Linked DNA regions of Homo sapiens: region 2 is linked to region 1. A link is a loop called in an ENCODE intact Hi-C map of the cell type or tissue named here. Cell type or tissue: CD4-positive, alpha-beta T cell. All regions are shown on one strand. Each heading gives the region's core, and the rest is flanking DNA. Links, peaks and the distances in the headings are about the cores only.

Evidence for each region. Hi-C counts contacts between places; a loop is a spot of excess contacts. Peaks named below come from ENCODE experiments on the same cell type or tissue, not always from the same donor. Only the 100,000 strongest peaks of a DNase experiment are listed, where the experiment ranks them.
Region 2: it touches region 1 in a loop (9-fold over the local background); 10 of 110 quality-filtered maps call a loop at or near these places.

Annotation. Positions count from the first base shown.
Region 1 is chr4:1,126,662-1,135,185 of GRCh38, reverse strand. The region is part of intron 1 of LOC124900647 (nascent polypeptide-associated complex subunit alpha, muscle-specific form-like); the gene reads right to left. LOC105374344 (a long non-coding RNA gene) reads right to left here. Exons shown (of 3, transcript NR_134676.1): 2 at 2,746-2,857; 3 at 2,211-2,477. Among named protein-coding and RNA genes, the nearest start is that of RNF212, 17 kb to the right of the region's middle. RefSeq lists a silencer at 4,410-4,529. In CD4-positive, alpha-beta T cell, for the core only: CTCF peaks have their summits at 4,220 and 4,420 (motif pointing left); a DNase peak (open chromatin) is centred at 4,435.
Region 2 is chr4:1,506,868-1,515,391 of GRCh38, reverse strand. No RefSeq gene overlaps it. Among named protein-coding and RNA genes, the nearest start is that of NKX1-1, 100 kb to the right of the region's middle. RefSeq lists an enhancer at 2,687-3,337. In CD4-positive, alpha-beta T cell, for the core only: CTCF peaks have their summits at 1,828 and 2,027 (motif pointing right); DNase peaks (open chromatin) are centred at 2,061 and 3,531; H3K27me3 peaks cover 869 bases.

The DNA of each region.
Region 1 (8,524 bases), core at 401-8,400:
TATTTTTCAAAGTACAAGTCTTAGCGACTAGACAGGGAAGACGAGGGCGAGTTCAATGGGGGTCATCATCCATCATTCCACTGGGGCAAACAGACCGCACTCCTGTCTTCACGGGAGGCCTCACCGCCTCTCTGGATTGTCTTGGGTTGGGTGCTCCACAAAGCAGACCCTGAGCCAAGGATTCAAGTGCAAGTGATTTGTTAAGGAAATGCTCCCAGGAGAAGGGAGAGGAAGAGGCCAAGCAAGGGCATTATTTCAGGTTAACCCCAGACTCATCCCAAGCCCTGGAGGAGCCCAGGAGCATGAGATAACTACAGATCCAGCAATTCTGCTCCTAGATCCATACTCAGAACAACTAAAAGCCGGGACTGAGATACTTATGTATCAATGCTCACAGCAGCCAGAAAGTGTGCATCAACAAATGCATGGATAAACAAATGTGGTCCATCCATACAATGGAATATCATTCGGCCATAAAATGAAGGAAATTCTGTTACATGCCACAACACAGATGAACCTTGGAAATATTATGGTAAGTGAAATAAGCCAGACACAAAAAGAGAAATACCGTATGATACTACATGTAAGGGACCTAGAGGAGTCAAATCCATAGAGCCACATAGAGACTCTTGGGAGTCAGGGGGATGGGAGTTATTGCTTAAGTGGGTAGACTTTCTGCTCAGGAAGATGAGAACATTCTGGAAATGGATGGTAGTGATGGTTACACAACAACGTGGCTATACTTAATGTCACTGAATTGTATACTTAAAATGGTTAAAATGGTAAATTTTCTGTTACGTATATTTTACCACACTTTTTAAAAACATTTTTTAAAAATCTGGGTAAGGGCCAGATGCGGTGGCTCACGCCTGTAATCCCAGGACTTTGGGAGGCTGAGGTGGGCAGATCACGAGGTCAGGAGATTGAGACCATCCTGGTTAACATGGTGAAACCCTGTCTCTAAAAATACAAAGAAAAATTAGCCGGGCGTGGTGGTGGGCGCCTGTAGTACCAGCTACTCAGGAGGCTGAGGCAAGAGAATGGCGTGAACCTGGGAGGCGGAGCTTGCAGTGAGCCGAGATTGCGCCACTGCACTCCAACCTGGGTGACAGAGCAAGACGCCGTCTCAAAAAACAGTAATAAAATAAAATCTGGATAAGATATGCCACAGCTTGTTCCACCTCCAGGCAAAGGAGCCGGGCATTTGTACTCACATCCCATTCGTTGGCACTGGCTCAGGCTGAGGAGGCACAGACCTCAACTCAGGCTCTTCCTGTCCTCTGTGCAGGGTATGGCTCCAGCACCCAAGGCCTCCTTTAAGGCCACAAGCTGCAGTCAAGCATGCCAAAGCCAGGGGTGGCTAAGAGAGCAGGAAGGGACCTTACGGGCAAGGGGTCATCAGCAGTGCCCACTACAGCCCTGTGGGCCCAAGTCACGGCAACTGTCTTCTCTGTGGCCAAGGCAAAGTGCTCTCACCCCAGGAGTGTTGCTGATACCTGGCCTTACCACAGGCCGTTTGCTAATACTCATGGTGTCTAAAGATGCTGACTTGGGGGAAGTGTCTGCCCTTTCAATCGTTTCTCTTTGGTGATGAAAAATGACACACATCTAAGAATAAATGTAAGGTAAATGTGCATAATGTCTACATTGAAAACAACCAACCAGTCACAGAGGGCTATCCCGTATTCACAGGATAGAAAAATGGGCAGGAGATTAAGAGGCTTCACACGAGAGGAGACCTGAATGGCCAGGAAGTGGATGAGAAGGTGCTTGAGTTTGTTAATCATCAGGAAAAACATAAAGCAAAGCCCACTGGGATGTGACTACACACTCACCAAATGCCAAAATGAACAAAACAGAAAATAAGCATACACGTGGATGTGGAGCTCCCACACACTGTGGGCTGTGAGCAGGCACCACCGTTTCCCACCTACCGAAGCTGAACGTGGGCACACCCCATGACCGGGTAAACAGGAACTGTCCAACACAAATGCACGCATTGGCTCACAAGACATGCACGAGAGTCTTCATAGCAGCACGATGTGAAATAGCCACAAACTGGACACTGCCTACATGCCCATCAATAGGCAAATGTATAAGAATAGTTGTATATTCAAAAATGCAGTATTAAACAGCAATGACAGTGATCTACATGGGCATACAGCAACACAGACGGCACTCACGAAATGTCGATTAAAAGAAGCCAGACACAGAGCATACATTTTTATATAAAGCACAACAACAGACAAAAATAATCTGTATTTAGAAGTCAGCGTAGTGGCTCCCTTGGTGGGGGTAGTGATAGGTGGCATGGCAGCTTCCAGGATGCTGACGATGTCTGGACCAGGGCGATTCTGTCTGTGAGAATGTGCTGAGCTGTACTCTGACGATCTTTTTGTCAAAAACAGGCTGCTTCTACTGAGACTCTTCAAAACGTTATAGGGAAACAGAATATCCTCCTGGGAAATGGGGACATTCTAGAAGAGATCACCATGTTCACAGCTACTCTTGAAAGCAACTGCTTTCTATGCCCAGGTCTGCACCTCATCAACTAAATCAGAGCACGTGGCGCAGAAGCTGAGCATCAGCAGCATGTAAAGGTCCCCAGATGACGCCAACGTGCAGCCAATTTCAGGACCCGCTGGATGATCTTTCCTCCCACATGACAGTGGGAATTTACAGACCCCGTCCCCCAGCCTGGAAGTCTCCCCTCACCCTTGGAGTCTCAGTCTAAATGTCACTTACCCTCCTCGAGGTTCCTGTTACCCTCAGAATAGGAGCAGGCAGTATGATCAATGAGAAAAAAGGGCCAGGTCCTAGAGGACTGAGGAACTCTTTAGTGAATCTGGATTTCATTCTAAGATCAATAAGGAGGCATTGAAGAAATTAAGTAAACATCATCCCTCTTCTGTCACTTACCCCATTCTGTCTTAGTTAGACATGAATTAATTGTAGTTAGCACATTTTGAGTGATGACCATGGGCAGGCAGTGTTCTCAGGGAATGCACTGATTAATCTCCATGACCACCCTGACATAGGGCCTGCTACTATCCTCGTCTTACTTCTGAGAGGTTTTGTAAAGTCACCTGAGATCACACAGCTTGGGAGTGGTAGAGCCAGAGCCAGGGTCAACCAGATAATTCTGCCTTAAACCACCATGCACAGGGCCTCCCATTGCCTCATCCTTTCCTCAAACACAGAATGACCCTCAGTGTCTGCCAAGCTCCATACTGAACACTGGGAAGATAATGTTGGGTCTTTCTTCAGCTCTCTGAATATACCTGAATTTAGCTTACAGAAGAATATTTAAAACAGAAAGACAGTCACAAAACATTAGGTGGAAAAATCAAGCTACGGATAGTATGTGCAGTATGATCTCATTTTTTATAAAATATAAAAATGTACTTACAGGAAAAAGGCTAAAAGGATAATATGAAATACCAAAAACTTCTAATGGAGATTTTACTTTCTAAACTCCCTACAATGAATGTTTTACTTTTCTAATACCAACCCAAATGACCCACAATGCCAACCTCAAGGACTCATCTTCTGGAGCCAATGGGGCAGCCATGCCAGGGATCACAGGGAAAGGCTGGCTGCCTTATCAAGGGTGGGCACAGGGTACCAGGGAGGCCAGGATAGGTGCAGCCTGGTGGACAGCATCTGCATCCCTGGTGCAGCTCCCCTCCCACAGGGTCTAGATGCTCCTGGCACCCAGTGTTTACTGAACACCCAAGAGGAGTAAGGCCTCTACCTGGAGGCTCTGCAAGAACAACATGTGGAGTTGGTTTACAACACACACACACACCCCACATCCAAGTCTGTAGGGAGTAGTGGTGTTGCTTTTAGTGGCCAATGCCCTGAATTTGGGAATCAGCCCTGCTAAATTTCAATCTTGGAGCTGCCACGTATTATCTGGATTTTAGATAAGTCATCTCAGCCTCTTCAGGCCTCAGGCCCCTCCTCTCTAAAATTGGGTACTGTTAGACCTGCTTAACAGGGTTGTGGGGTTAAATGGGAATGTCGCTAGAAAAACTTTGTGAGTTAAAAGCCTAATAATAATGTAAAGAATTATGTATCAAGTACTTACACGGAGCTTCATTTACAAGGTGCTAATCTCTGTGTTAAATAGCACACAACTATTAAGCCACATATTCTTCATACCCTAAGAGAGATGCCATGATTATACTTGCTTTACTGGTGGGGAAACACACTGAGCAGCTCGGTATCTTGTCCAAGACGGCACAGCTAGTAAGCTCCATCCCAGTTCCTAGCAGCCTCTCTCACCACGCAGTGAGAAGCAAGACACAGCATCTCATCCGTGGATATCTGCGTTCTGTACAGACACCTCCTGTTACACGATTATTTCATCTACACTGCACTGAGTGCTCCCCCAGGCTTACTCTCCCCAGGAGCAATGCTTCTCTTCTGCCATCTAGTGGCAGCCATGGCGCATGACACCTGAGGGGGCGTGTGCTTAAGGCTGGAGGATCTTGGCAAAATCAAGCAGAAATTCTCTTCCTCCATTCTGATAACTCAAAGTAGTATGCCAGGAATACTGGCATTTTAATGGGAGGAGGGGGGGCAACTGGCACTCACTCATTCAAAATCATTTGCTGAGCATGTACTGTAGGACACACTTTCATTCGTTCCACAAAGATGTATTGAGCCCCTACCAAGGAGCCAAACACCACCCTAGGTTTACTGCCAGGCTCTAGACAGCCAAAGAAACAGGAATAAAATACATTTCCTGCCCTCTAGTACCTTACGGAATACAGACAAGGGGGGCCACCAGAACATGCGGGTATGCTGACAAGATTAGCTCCATATGGGCAAGTGGGGGCAGCAACAAGAGCAAAATCCTATAAAATAAGAGGGGGTGGCCACTGACAGAATAGGGAACCCCACCCATCCCAACAAGCGGGAGCCAGAAAGGGTAAACGTGGGGGGGTTAGGACATTTGCTGGTGAAAACATGGTGTCTTATTCTGTTTTCTGCTGCTCTGACAGAGTACCACAGCCTTGGCAATTTATAAAGTTTATTTGGCTCACAGTTCTGGAGGCAGGAGAGTCCAAGAGCATGACACCAGCATCTGGCAAGGGTCAGCCCACGGTGGAAGGTCAAGTCAGTGCATGAGACAGAGAGAGAAGTAGGCCAAACTTATCTTTTTGATGAGAACCCCACTCCCACAATGGCTTTAACCCCTTCATGAGAGTGAAGGCTTCATGACCCAATCACTTCTTGAAGACTCCACCCCGAATACTGGTAAAATAGCAATTAAATAGCAACATGAGCTCAGGGGAGCCATTCAAGCCACAGCAGGTGGAGACTCTTACCATTTCCATAAGACACAAGGTAACCATCTGAGAAGTGGGAGTAGGGGCAGGAAAGTACTGAAAGAGGCTAAGGAGAAAAGACACACATGAACCAGTTGTTTTAGAGAATAGTGAGCACACATAACTGTGATTTTTAGGTGGTGATATATTTGGAAAGTGACTTGGAAAGCCTCACTGTGCGCTTCTCTCCAGGAACATTCAGCTACTTCAGCAAAGGTGCCTCATCACCTTTAGGGCTTTGTTGCCTGTGTTGCTGAATGCCTCAAATGCACTTTAAAAGAAATGTGTATTCTACTGTATAGGAGAATGTTCTATAAATGGCAAGTAGGTCCTGTTGGTTGATGATGCTAATTAGTTGTTCCACATCCTTGCTGATTTTGTCTAGTTCTATCAAGTACCAAGAGAGGAGTACAGAAGTACCAAGTATAAACAGGGATGTGTCTACTCCTCCTTTCAGTTGTCAGTTTTACTCCACGTTTTGAAGCTCTCTTGTTTGGTGCATTTAGGGTGGTTGTCTTCTTGGTGAATTGATACCTTTATTATTGTGTAATGTCTCTCTTTATTCTTGGTAATTTTCTTTGCTCTGAAGTGTACTTTTTTTTTTTTTAAGTAGGGCCTCACTCTGTTGCCCAGGCTGGAGTACAGTGGTTCAGTCATAGCTCACTGTTAACCTTGAACTCCTAGGTTCAAGGGCTCGTCCCACCTCAGCCTCCTGAGCAGCTAGAACTACTGGTGCATGCCACCACACCTGGCCAACTTTTAATTTTTTTTTGTAGAGACAGGGTTTTGCTATGTTGCCCAGGCTGGTCTTAAACCCTAGCCTCAAGTAATCCTCCTGCCTCGGCCTCCCAAAGCACTGAGATTATAGGTATGAGCCACCACACCCAGCCCTCTGAAGCCTACTTTGTCTGATATTTATATAGGCACTCAAGATTTTTAAAAACCCATGTCAAAGTGGTATATCTTTTTTCATATTTTTACTTTTAACCTGCCTGTAGCACTATATTCAAAGTGATTTTCTTGTACACTGCATTATAATTGGGTCATTTAAAAAATCTATTTTGATAATCTTTGTCTGTTTAGACCACTTACATGTAATGTAATTACAGATGTCAAGATTTAGGTCTGCCGTTTTATTATTTTATTTTTATTCTTCCCCTGTTTTTTATTCCCGTTTTCCATTTCCTGCCTTCCTGTGGGCTATTTGAACATTTTGTACTACTTTATTTTGATTTACCTATAGTGTTGTTCGCTTTATCTTTTTCTATAATTTTTACTTGTGGTTACCCTTGGGATTATCATACACATCCTTATCAGTCTAGTAATATCAATATTTTACCATTTCAAGAGAAATACAGAAACCTTACCACCATTTAAGTCCCTTTGCTCTCCCATTCTTTATAACATAGTTGTCTTAAATATTACCTCTGCATACAATGAAAAGCGTATCAGGCATTGTTATAATTTATTTAAAAATTTTTTTCCATAGGTTACTGGGGAACAGGTGGTGTCTGGTTACGAGTAGCTTCTTTAGTGGTGATTTGTGAGATTTTGGTGCACCCATCACCCAAGCAGTGTATACTGCACTCAATTTGTAGTCTTTTATCCCTCACCTCCTTCTCACCCTTTCCCCCGAGTCCCCAAAGTCCATTATGTCATTCTTATGCCTTTGCATCCTCATAGCTTAGCTTCCACTTATGAGTAAGAACATACAGCGTTTGGTTTTCCATTCTTGAGTTACTTCACTTAGAATAAGTCTCCAATCTCATCCAGGTTGCTGCAAATGCCATTAATTCATTCTGTTTATGGCCGAGTAGTATTCCATCCACCCTGTTTGTGTGCTACCTAGAGGTTAATCTGAAACCTAGGCAGTATTCCACACCATAGTTGAATTCTCAAAGTTTCTGCTTTATTGATTCTGGTCAGTTTCAAGCATGAGCTGCTCAGAGGTGTGCTCAGGACTTCATACACAGAGTTAAAGATTTTTCTCTCCAGTTCTCTCTTCTCTGAAATCCTCCCCAAGTCTCTAGTGTAGAGACACTGACTCTTTATTGTCCTTCACTTAGTGCTCGGTGGGCATGTTGACAGGGCGCCACCCCACAGTCTCCATGCTGAAGCATCCAGTGGGAGGGGTGCAATTTCTTTAAGGTGTTCATCTGGAGTAGGGCAGTAATATAGTTTGGGTATTTGTCCCCACCCAAATCTCATGTTGAATTTTAATCCCCAGTGCTGGAGGTGGAGCCTGGTGAAAGGTATTTGGATCATGGGGGTGGATTCCTCACGAATGGCTTGGGCCATCTCCTTGGTGATAAGTGAGCTCTTACTCTGAGTTCACAAAACATCTGATCACTTAAAAGTAAGTGGCATCTCCCCCCACTCTCTCTCTTGCTTGCTCCTGCTTTTTTTATTTCTTATTGAAACTTTCATTGGTCTTGATGCTCCTCCTTTTGCTATGTTATGGCCTGCTCCTCCTTCACCTTCCACCATGCTTGTCAGCTTCCTGAGGCCTCCCTAGAAGCCAAGCAGATGCCAGCACCATGCCTCCTGTAAAGCCTGCAGAACCATGAGCCAATTAAACCTTTTTTCTCTGTAAATTACCCAGTCTCAGATATTTCTTTACAGCAATGCAAGAACAGCCTAATACAGGGAGGTATACTCAAAGAAGCTTCATCTTGCAGGGCATCCTATTCCAGATCTTTTGGCTGGAGACATTAGGTTCTTTTCAAAATTTTGGTCTGCAATTGTAGGTTGCAGACTGCCATAGCACCCAGACCAGGATATACAGGAGGAAGAAAACAAACAGATAACCCACTGCTGAGTTGTGCTATGAGTCCTGAGGTCCTTGGCCACTCTATCTTCTTTCAGAGTCGTCTGGTAGTTGCTTTATAAATTTTGCCCAGGATTTTTAGTTGAAATCAGCAGGAGAAATAGGACAGAATGGACCTATCCCATCTTGTCCAGAACCATCAGTGATACCTTTTTTAAAACCTTCTTAAAATGGATCATACTAAAAAGTACTGAATACACATTACACATATAGTTAACAAACTTTGGGATGGGAAGAGCGGGAGAGATGGGCCAGAACTATTTGAAAGATGCCTTAAGACTGAGGTCACTCTACAGTGCAGGCAGAGCTTGAAAGTTAGTTGCAGCTTTCTTATCCCTGGAAGTGTTCCCTCTAGTTGTCT
Region 2 (8,524 bases), core at 323-8,322, 380 kb before region 1:
ATCACCATCACCATCACAATCATCACCATCACCACCATCACAATCATCATCATCATCACCATCACAATCATCACCATCATCACCATCACAGTCATCACCATCATCACCACCATCACCACTGTCATTATTATCACCAGCACCATCATCTCCACCACCACCACCACCATCACAATCACCACCATTGTCACCACCATCACCACTGTCATTATTACCATCACCATCACCATCATCTCCACCATCACCATCATCACCATCACCACCACCACCATCCATCACCATCATCACCGCCATCACCATCATCTCCACCACCATGATCGTCACTACCATCAATATCACATCATCACATCAGTATAATCATCACCGTCATCACCACCATCACCAGTGTCATCTTTGTCACCATCACCATCAATAACATCACCGCCATCACCATCACCATCATATCTCCACCACCACCATCACTATCACCACCATCACTATCACCATCATCACCATCACCAATACCATCACCATCATCACTGTCACTATCATCATCACCATCATCATCACCACCACCATCGTCACTACCACTATCATCCCCATCACCACCATCACCATCTCCACCATCACCATTGTTACCATCATCACCACCACCATCGTCATCACTATTACCACCATCACCACTATCATCACCATCACCATCATTGTCATCACCACCACCATCACCACTACCTTTATCATCACCACCATCACCATCACCATCACCATGACTACCATTACCATCATCACCACCATCACCACCACCATCATGACCACTACCACCACCATCACCTCAGTGTCACCACCATCACCATCATCACCATCACCACTATCACCACCAACCACCACCACCATCACTACCATCACTACCACCATCATTACCAACATCACCTCCATCATCATTGTCACTATCACTATCATCACCACCATAACCGTCATGACCATTACCATATCACCATCATCACCATCACCACCATCACCATCATGACCATCACCATCAACTGCCATCACCATCAACCACCATCACCATCATCACTACCATCACTACCACCATCATTACCAACGTCACCTCCATCATCATTGTCACTATCACCATCATCACCACCATAACCATCATGACCATTACCATATCACCATCATCACCATCACCACCATCACCATCATGACCATCACCATCAGCCATAACCATCATCACCATCACCATCATCATCAACCATCATCATCACCACCAGCATCACCATCATCACCATCACCACCACCATCATCCTCATCACCTCCACCATAGCCATTGCCATAATCATCATCTCCTTTCTTCCTGGTCCACAGCTCTTTTCACATCTGGTCTCTTAATAATCAGAACAGTCATGCAAGAGGAGGAAACTGGGACTCAGAGCTGGAGCAACTTCCTTACGGCCACCCAGCAGACATGGCAAAAACCGAGCTGAGGCCAAGTCTGTCGAACTCCAGCTGCTCCAAGGCTCAGGACAGGCGTGTGCTGGCCCATGTTCCCTGGAGGGCTCTTTAGTCCAAGATGGAAGAGTATGGCCACCCAGCTGGGACCAGCAAAGAGAGGTAGGAAGGGTGGGGTGATGAGGGAAGAGCTTCCTCCCAGCCTCACCCTTGAGCCTCAAGGACTGCTTTCCAGAGACCCGGCTCAGGCAGCCCTCACTCCCCAGACCCCCTCCATGTTCTGGTCCTATAAAGAAGGCCGGGCTCAGGCAGCCCTCACTCCTCAGTCCCCCTCGCTGTTCTGGTCCTATAAAGAAGGCCGGAAGCCCGGGCCCTGCCGGGGTCAGCAGGGGTGCCTGTGTGGGCAGCCTGGGGTGTGGGGAGCCAGACCATTTGTGAGTGTCCAGGCTGAACATGACGTTCAGTGTCCAGAGAGGCTGCAGGCGACGGCGCCATGATGGGAGAAGAGGCTGGCGGGCAGGGACTTGGAGGGCGGGGACCTCCAGGCGGGCTGCGGCAGCGGGAAGGGGCCCCAGCGGCTCCGGCGCCGCGCACGGGAGGGGAGGGCCCGCCGCCAGGTGGCGCCTCGCCCTGCTCCACCGATGTGGCCGCGGCTCCCAGCTCCCGGCGGCCCGGCCCCGCCGCCTCCCCACGGCCGCACCTTGCACCGGCACCGCGGATGGGCCCAGTTTCTACGGCAGCGGCGGTCGGCAGTCGGGCTGGGGCTGCCAGCGCGGGCCGCACCCTAGGGCGCACCCCGCTCATGCGCTCCACAGCGCCGCGTGCCCTGCGGCCGTGCTGGGACCCTCCTGGGGCGGTGCTGGGACCCTCCTGGGCGGTGCTGGGACCCTCCTGGGCGGTGCTGGGACCCTCCTGGGCGGTGCTGGGCGGGTCGGGGGGAGGGGGTGCGGGGGCCGGGCTGGGGCCGTGCTGGGCTATGCTGGGGCCGTCCTGGAGCTGTCCTGGGGCCCTGCTGGGCGGCGTTGGGCTGTCCTGGGCTATGCAGGGGACGTCCTGGGGCGGTGCAGGAGCCGTGCTGGGGCCGGGGCTGGACCCGTGCTGGGCTGTCCAAGGCTCGGGGACTGCCCGCACTGGCGCTGCCCCAGGGACCTGGTCCCTGACCCCTGGCTTCCCCGCTGAAGCCCGCCTGGCAGGCCTGTCGCCCCCACGGACATCGGCCCGGACCTGTGGCGCGCTCGGTCCCCATCAGGCCTGACAGTGTGGCCCTTTACCCAGGGCCGCTAATTGATAACACTTAATTAATCTGCCCAGGAGAGAGATCAAATGGGGCTGGGTCCCGGCGGCCGTGTATTGACCCGGTTATTTCAATTAACCGCGGGGCCAGGGACTGCTCTGCTGAGCCCACCCCAGCTGCCCCCGGCCCGATCCCCGATCTGTCTGCGGCCCAGGCCCCACCCCGGCGCCCCGCTCGGGGTCCATGGCCGGCAGCTCCAGGACCGCAAGGCTGCGCCTAAAGGAGCTGCTGCTTGCAATTAACTGCTTTATTTAGGGCATTTTTTTTTTCTTCAAACAGCAATTAGATTTCTGTAGGCTTTGGAGAAAGCAAATGACCAGCAGCAAGACACCTTATAAATCAGGCCCTGAGGGTGGGCGAAGCCCCACTTTGGCAGGTGGCTGGCTGCCCTGCAGGGGCGTGGATGGGAGGGCTGCGCCCAGAACTCCCTCGGGGCCTGTGTGGGCTGGAGCCACGGTCTCTGCCCTGGAAAGGAGAGTTTCGGGAGGCCTTGGGTGCTGGCACCCTATTAAATTGCAAAGCACCCACCCTCCCCTGTCCCGCTACCCTGCCCTTCCTCCCTCATTCCCTCTCACCTCCCCCATCCACCCCCCACCCTTCCTCTCCTCCCTCTCTCCTTCGCCTTCCCTCTCCTCCCCTACTCCCTTCCTCCCTATGCCCGCTCTGTTCCTCCTCCCTATGGAGCTATGATTGGACAGCCTAGGCCATGTGCCCATGTGTGGACCAATTACTATAGTTAGACAGATGGGGCACCATGATTGGACAGCCTAGGCCATGTGTCTGTCCCTGGACCAATCACTGTGGTTAGACATATGGAGCACTATGATTGGATGGCCTGGGCCATGTGCCCACTCCTGGACCAATCACTGTGGTCGTAAAGATGGGGTACTGTGATTGGACAGCTTAGGCCATGTGCCTGGCCCTAGACCAATCCCTGCGGTGGGAGAGATGGGGCACTGTGATTGGCGGCCCTCCTGACGGGGCTGGGGGACCGCTCTGGGGCGGGAGCCACAGCATCCAATGGGGCAGGGGTCGAGGCCGCCCCAGCTGCCTTGATGGCGGTCGTGGGACCCTGGGCGCTGAGCTGGGGCGCGGGCAGCCTGAGTCTGTTAGTCTCTGAGGCCCAGCCACGGAGGCCGCGCTCCGGAACCCTTGAAAACCTCGGGCCCAGCGACAGCCAGTCCCAGCTCCGGGATGGCCATTCCTGTTCTGTCCCCCTTCCTTTCCGGTTCCCAAGTGGCTGTGGTCTCCGGAGGCCCAGTGCAGACTCCTGGTGGCAGGGACTGGGGCGGAGAGCAGGCAGCGACTGCGGAATGGGAACAGGGCTTCCTCTTTGTCGAAGTCAAAATAAAACGTAGATGAATCTCTATGTTTCGTGTGTTTTATTTGAGAGGAAGGAATTGCAGTTCGGGGCACACACTCAGACCAGGGGCGCTCCCCATCTGAGAATAAAAACAAGGCTGCAGCTCAGGAAACAGGAAGGTCACCTGTGGCCCCGAGGACGTCGGGCATTGGAAAAGCTCGGGCCCGCAAGTCCCCACTGCTGGGCCAGGCCGGGCAAAGTCGGCCCCGGAGTTGCGGCCCTGATCGCAGTTGCTGCAGATGAGGCTGCCTTCAGGTGACAGCAGTTTCAGCAGCTGGACTTGCAGAGAATCACATTCCTAGAGGAATGTCTTGCACCCCGAGTGCTTTTCCCTCAGCCTCCTACTCTCATGTAGTTGGGTGTGACAAGAATGACCCAATTTGTAAGATCAACTTTCACAGGGTGAGGAAAATGTTCTGGAATTAGGCCGCGATGATGGTTTCACAACCTTATAAATACACTAAAAATCACAGAATTGCATGCTTTAAAATGGTTAATGTCATGTTATAGTTCAATTTGAAAAAGCAGTGGAAAATTTCTTACGAATTAATACTAAGAGAAACAACCCAATTCAAAACACACCAAAGATTTGAGGAGACGTTCTTACCAGAGAAGATACACAGCTGGTAAGTGAATACATGAAAAGATGCTCGACATTGCTAATTATCAGGAAAACGCAGGTTAAAACCGCACAAAGCTGCCACTGTGCACCTATTGGAGCAGCTGAAATTACAAAGACCAACCTTGCCAAGTGCAGGTGAGGACACGGGGGAGTGTGCGTGCATCGCGGTGGGGAGTAAAGTCGAACCGCCAGTTTAGAAACCAGCTCGGCTGTTTCTTTAAAAATTACATATACATCTACCCTACAATTTCACCATTCCACTCCTAGGCATTTACCCAGGGGAAATGAAAGTGCATGTCCACACAAAGACTTATACTTGAAGTGCATTGAACTTTATCTGTAACAGCCCCAAACTGGAACTACCCATATGTCCATCAAAAGGTGAATTGTAAACTGTATCACTGTGTATCATAACCACACAATGGAGTACTGCTCAGCTCAGCAACAAAACAGAACTACTGTTACTCAAGACGACATGAATGGATTACAAAATAATTGTGCTGCGTGAGAGAAGCCAGAGGGGAAAAGTGTACATTTGTACAAAATTCTAGACAGTGAAACTTAATCTACAGTGACTAAAGATGAGTGGTTGCCGGGCTCAGAGGAAAGGTGGAGAGGAGGTGTCAGGAAGGGACAGAAATGACTTCTGGGGGTGACCAGAATGTTTGTGTCCTGGGTCCTGGGGATGTTCTTGCTGGCATGGACGCATGGACACATGTCAAAACCCATAACATTGTACATGTTAAATATGTGAGGTTTGTTGTATGCCAATGATACTTTGATAAAGCTGTTTTTTTAAAAGGAGCCCATCCCTGGGGCTGCCCTGCTGTCCCTGGTCAGCTGCTCGTGTCCCTTCATAGGACAGGCAGGTGAGCACTGGATGAACCCGCAGCCCTTGGAAGGCCTTGAGCCTCTCCACTCCTCCCTGGCACTGAAGCTGGGCCTCCCTCCCGAGCCCCAAAAGCTAGGGGATGTGCAGATACCGAGATAAATGAATCCCAGCCAGCAGGCATGGGCAGGGAACACCCCGGGGACGAGGGGCAGCACGGAGCCCACAGAGGATGGGGGCAGCCAGGACTGCACAGTGGCTGAGACGGGGGAGGGTCAGGTCTGGTGTGTGGGCCTCTGGGGCAGGGCCTGGGCTCTGAGCATGGTCTCCCCCTTCCACTATCCATGCCCAGCCCCTGATGCCTGTGCCCTGCCTGCTGTCTCCACCTCCAGGGTGCCACGGATGTGGCCCAGGGCCGGCCTCGAGCCTCAGGTCTGCTACTTGCCCTGGGGGAGTATATACCTCACTCCCTGGCCTCAGTTTCCCTGCTTTTAAAAGGAGACCCCATGGGCTGTCTGCTCTTGACCAATGGGAGGCAAGCAAGCTGCTGCTGGAGGGAACATCTTGTTTGAGGCTGCCACGGTGCTCCAGAGACAGCCCCTGTGCTGCTGTCCCTCCAGGTGGAGTGCAGAGGAGGCCCGGAGGCCCAGGTACCCAGGAGCTCCCTGAGGAAGGGAGGGAGGGAGAGCCCTAAACGGAGCTCCCCCACTTCTTCCTCCCTCACCCCCATCTGCCCAGAGAAGATGGGCGTGCATCTCCCTCTCCCCAGGGCCCACCAATCAGGCTCTTCTCTTCCCAAATCCACTCCCCATCCCAGGCGACCGACCCAATCCCCGAGCCTCAGGCGACCGACCCAATCCCCGAGCCTGGAGAGACCTCGCTGGGACACCCTGCCTGGTTCAGCCACCTGCAGCTGTGCCCCACCCTTCAGTGGCGGCCCGCTGGGTGGTCCTGTCTGCATCTGAGAAGCTGAACTTTTCCAGCTGCCAGCCTGCCACAGCCCAGGGAAACAGGATTGCCCCAGACAGAGAACAGAGACACAAAGTGTGGAAAATTGGAGTGACAGCGCTGCACTGATTGCTTGTTGAATGAGTGAGCGAGCAGTTTGCAGGGAAATTTACATTTATATAGTGCATTTCACCAGGCTGGGTCAGGGCCACTGGCCAGATACCCGTGCCACAGCTGCTGGGGCCACACACCTGGGCCCCAGGAGGCTCCCCCATGAGCCTGGGAGGACCCAGGGTGGGCAGAGCCCGGCTGGGCATGGGGGGTGACTCCACATGGCTCTCTCAGGCTCCCCCTATGCACCGCTGCCTGCGGTCCAGGGACCTGTGCCCTTCCAGCACCTCCCACAGCTCTTCCCCCACCCTGCCCTGTCCCTGCTGACCCTCCCATGCCCCCCCACCCCAAGATAACAAGCCTCTCTAGAGCACGCCAGCCTCCCGCCTCTGCTGCCCCTCAACCTCAACTACGTGACCTCACATCCCTCACAGACGCCGGCCCGGCCCTAGCCACCCTGGGGACAGCGAGGACCTGCAAGGGCTGTTTCTCGGCTCAGGGGCAGACGCCATGCCAGTGCCAGCACTTACCACTTGGGCGTCCTGCAGTTAGGAAGAGAGAGTCAGGTGCTGCTACAGATGGAATCACCCCCCCAATCCTGGGATTCCTGTGTTGAAGACCTGACCCCCAGTGCCAGGCTACCTGGAGACAGGGACCCTGAGGGACTGTCATCTGAAGTGATGGGTGTCCCTGCAAGGAGAGAGAGACCTCAGGAGGTGAGGACCCAGTGAGAAGATGCCACCTACAAGCCAGAGAGAGAGGCCTCAGGAGAAACCAAACCTGCTGGCACTGGAGTCTTGGACTTCCAGCCTCCAGAAGTGTGGGAAAATAAATGTGTGTGTGTGAGCTGCCCAGTGTGCTATTTCCATCATGGCAGCGAGCTGACTAACACAGGAGTCCATGTGGAAAAGTGGAGGGGAAATGGCCATTTTTAAACGGATGATGTGGCTGTATCCCTGCAAAATCAACTGAAAACCACCTATAGCAAAAGCGTACGTCAGTAAGGAGGCTGGGAACAAAATAAATAAGCCCAAATCCACAACAACCAGAAAGAAAGAAAATTATAAAATGCTTATGAAGCTGGCCAGATGGCAGTGGCTCACAACTGTAATCCTAGTACTTTGGGAGGCTGAGGCAGGCAGATTGCTTGAGCCCAGGAGTTTGAGACCAGCCTGGGCAACATGGCAAAGCCCCATCTCTACCAAAAATACGAAAACTAGCTGGGTGTGGTGGCGTGCATTTGTGGTCCCAGCTACTTGGGAGGCCGAGGTGGGAGGAGGCAGGAGAATTGCTTGAGCCTGGGAGGTGGAGGTTGCAGTGAGCTGAGACTGCGCCATTGCACTCCAGCCTGGGAACAGAGCAAGACCTTGTCTCAAAAAGGAGAAAAATAAATAAATAAATAACTTAGTAAAAGATGTGAGCCCTGTACCAAGAAAGCTTTCAAGTTCTGCTGGGGGACACAAAAAGCAGCCCATCCCAGGATGGAAAGACTAAACGGAGCTTCATCCCTGAAGTCATTGCCAATAAAAAAACAACAGGATCATTCAGAACCAGACAAGCTGAGTCTGAAGTTGTGCAGAAAGTAAGCTTGCAAGAACAGCGGGAAGCCCAGAGAAGGCACGCGTGGGCTTCGGCATCCAGATAGGAGAATAGATCACAGAGCTACAGGGAGCCGCCATGGCACAAAGGACTCAGCACAAAGCCCAGCAGTGAGTCTACAAAAGAGAATACGTGCTGCAGGCACCTTCTCAACGGAGAAAGCAGAAGATGGAGTGAGTGCCTGGTGACCCCTTGGTACCTAGTTCACTTGCAATCAAATTAAACTATAGACGTAATCTCAGAGGAGACAAAACTTTTCTATGCAAACAAACACTATAAAAGATGGATACATTTGACTAATGTAAAATCATGTATTTCTTTTTTTTTTTTTTT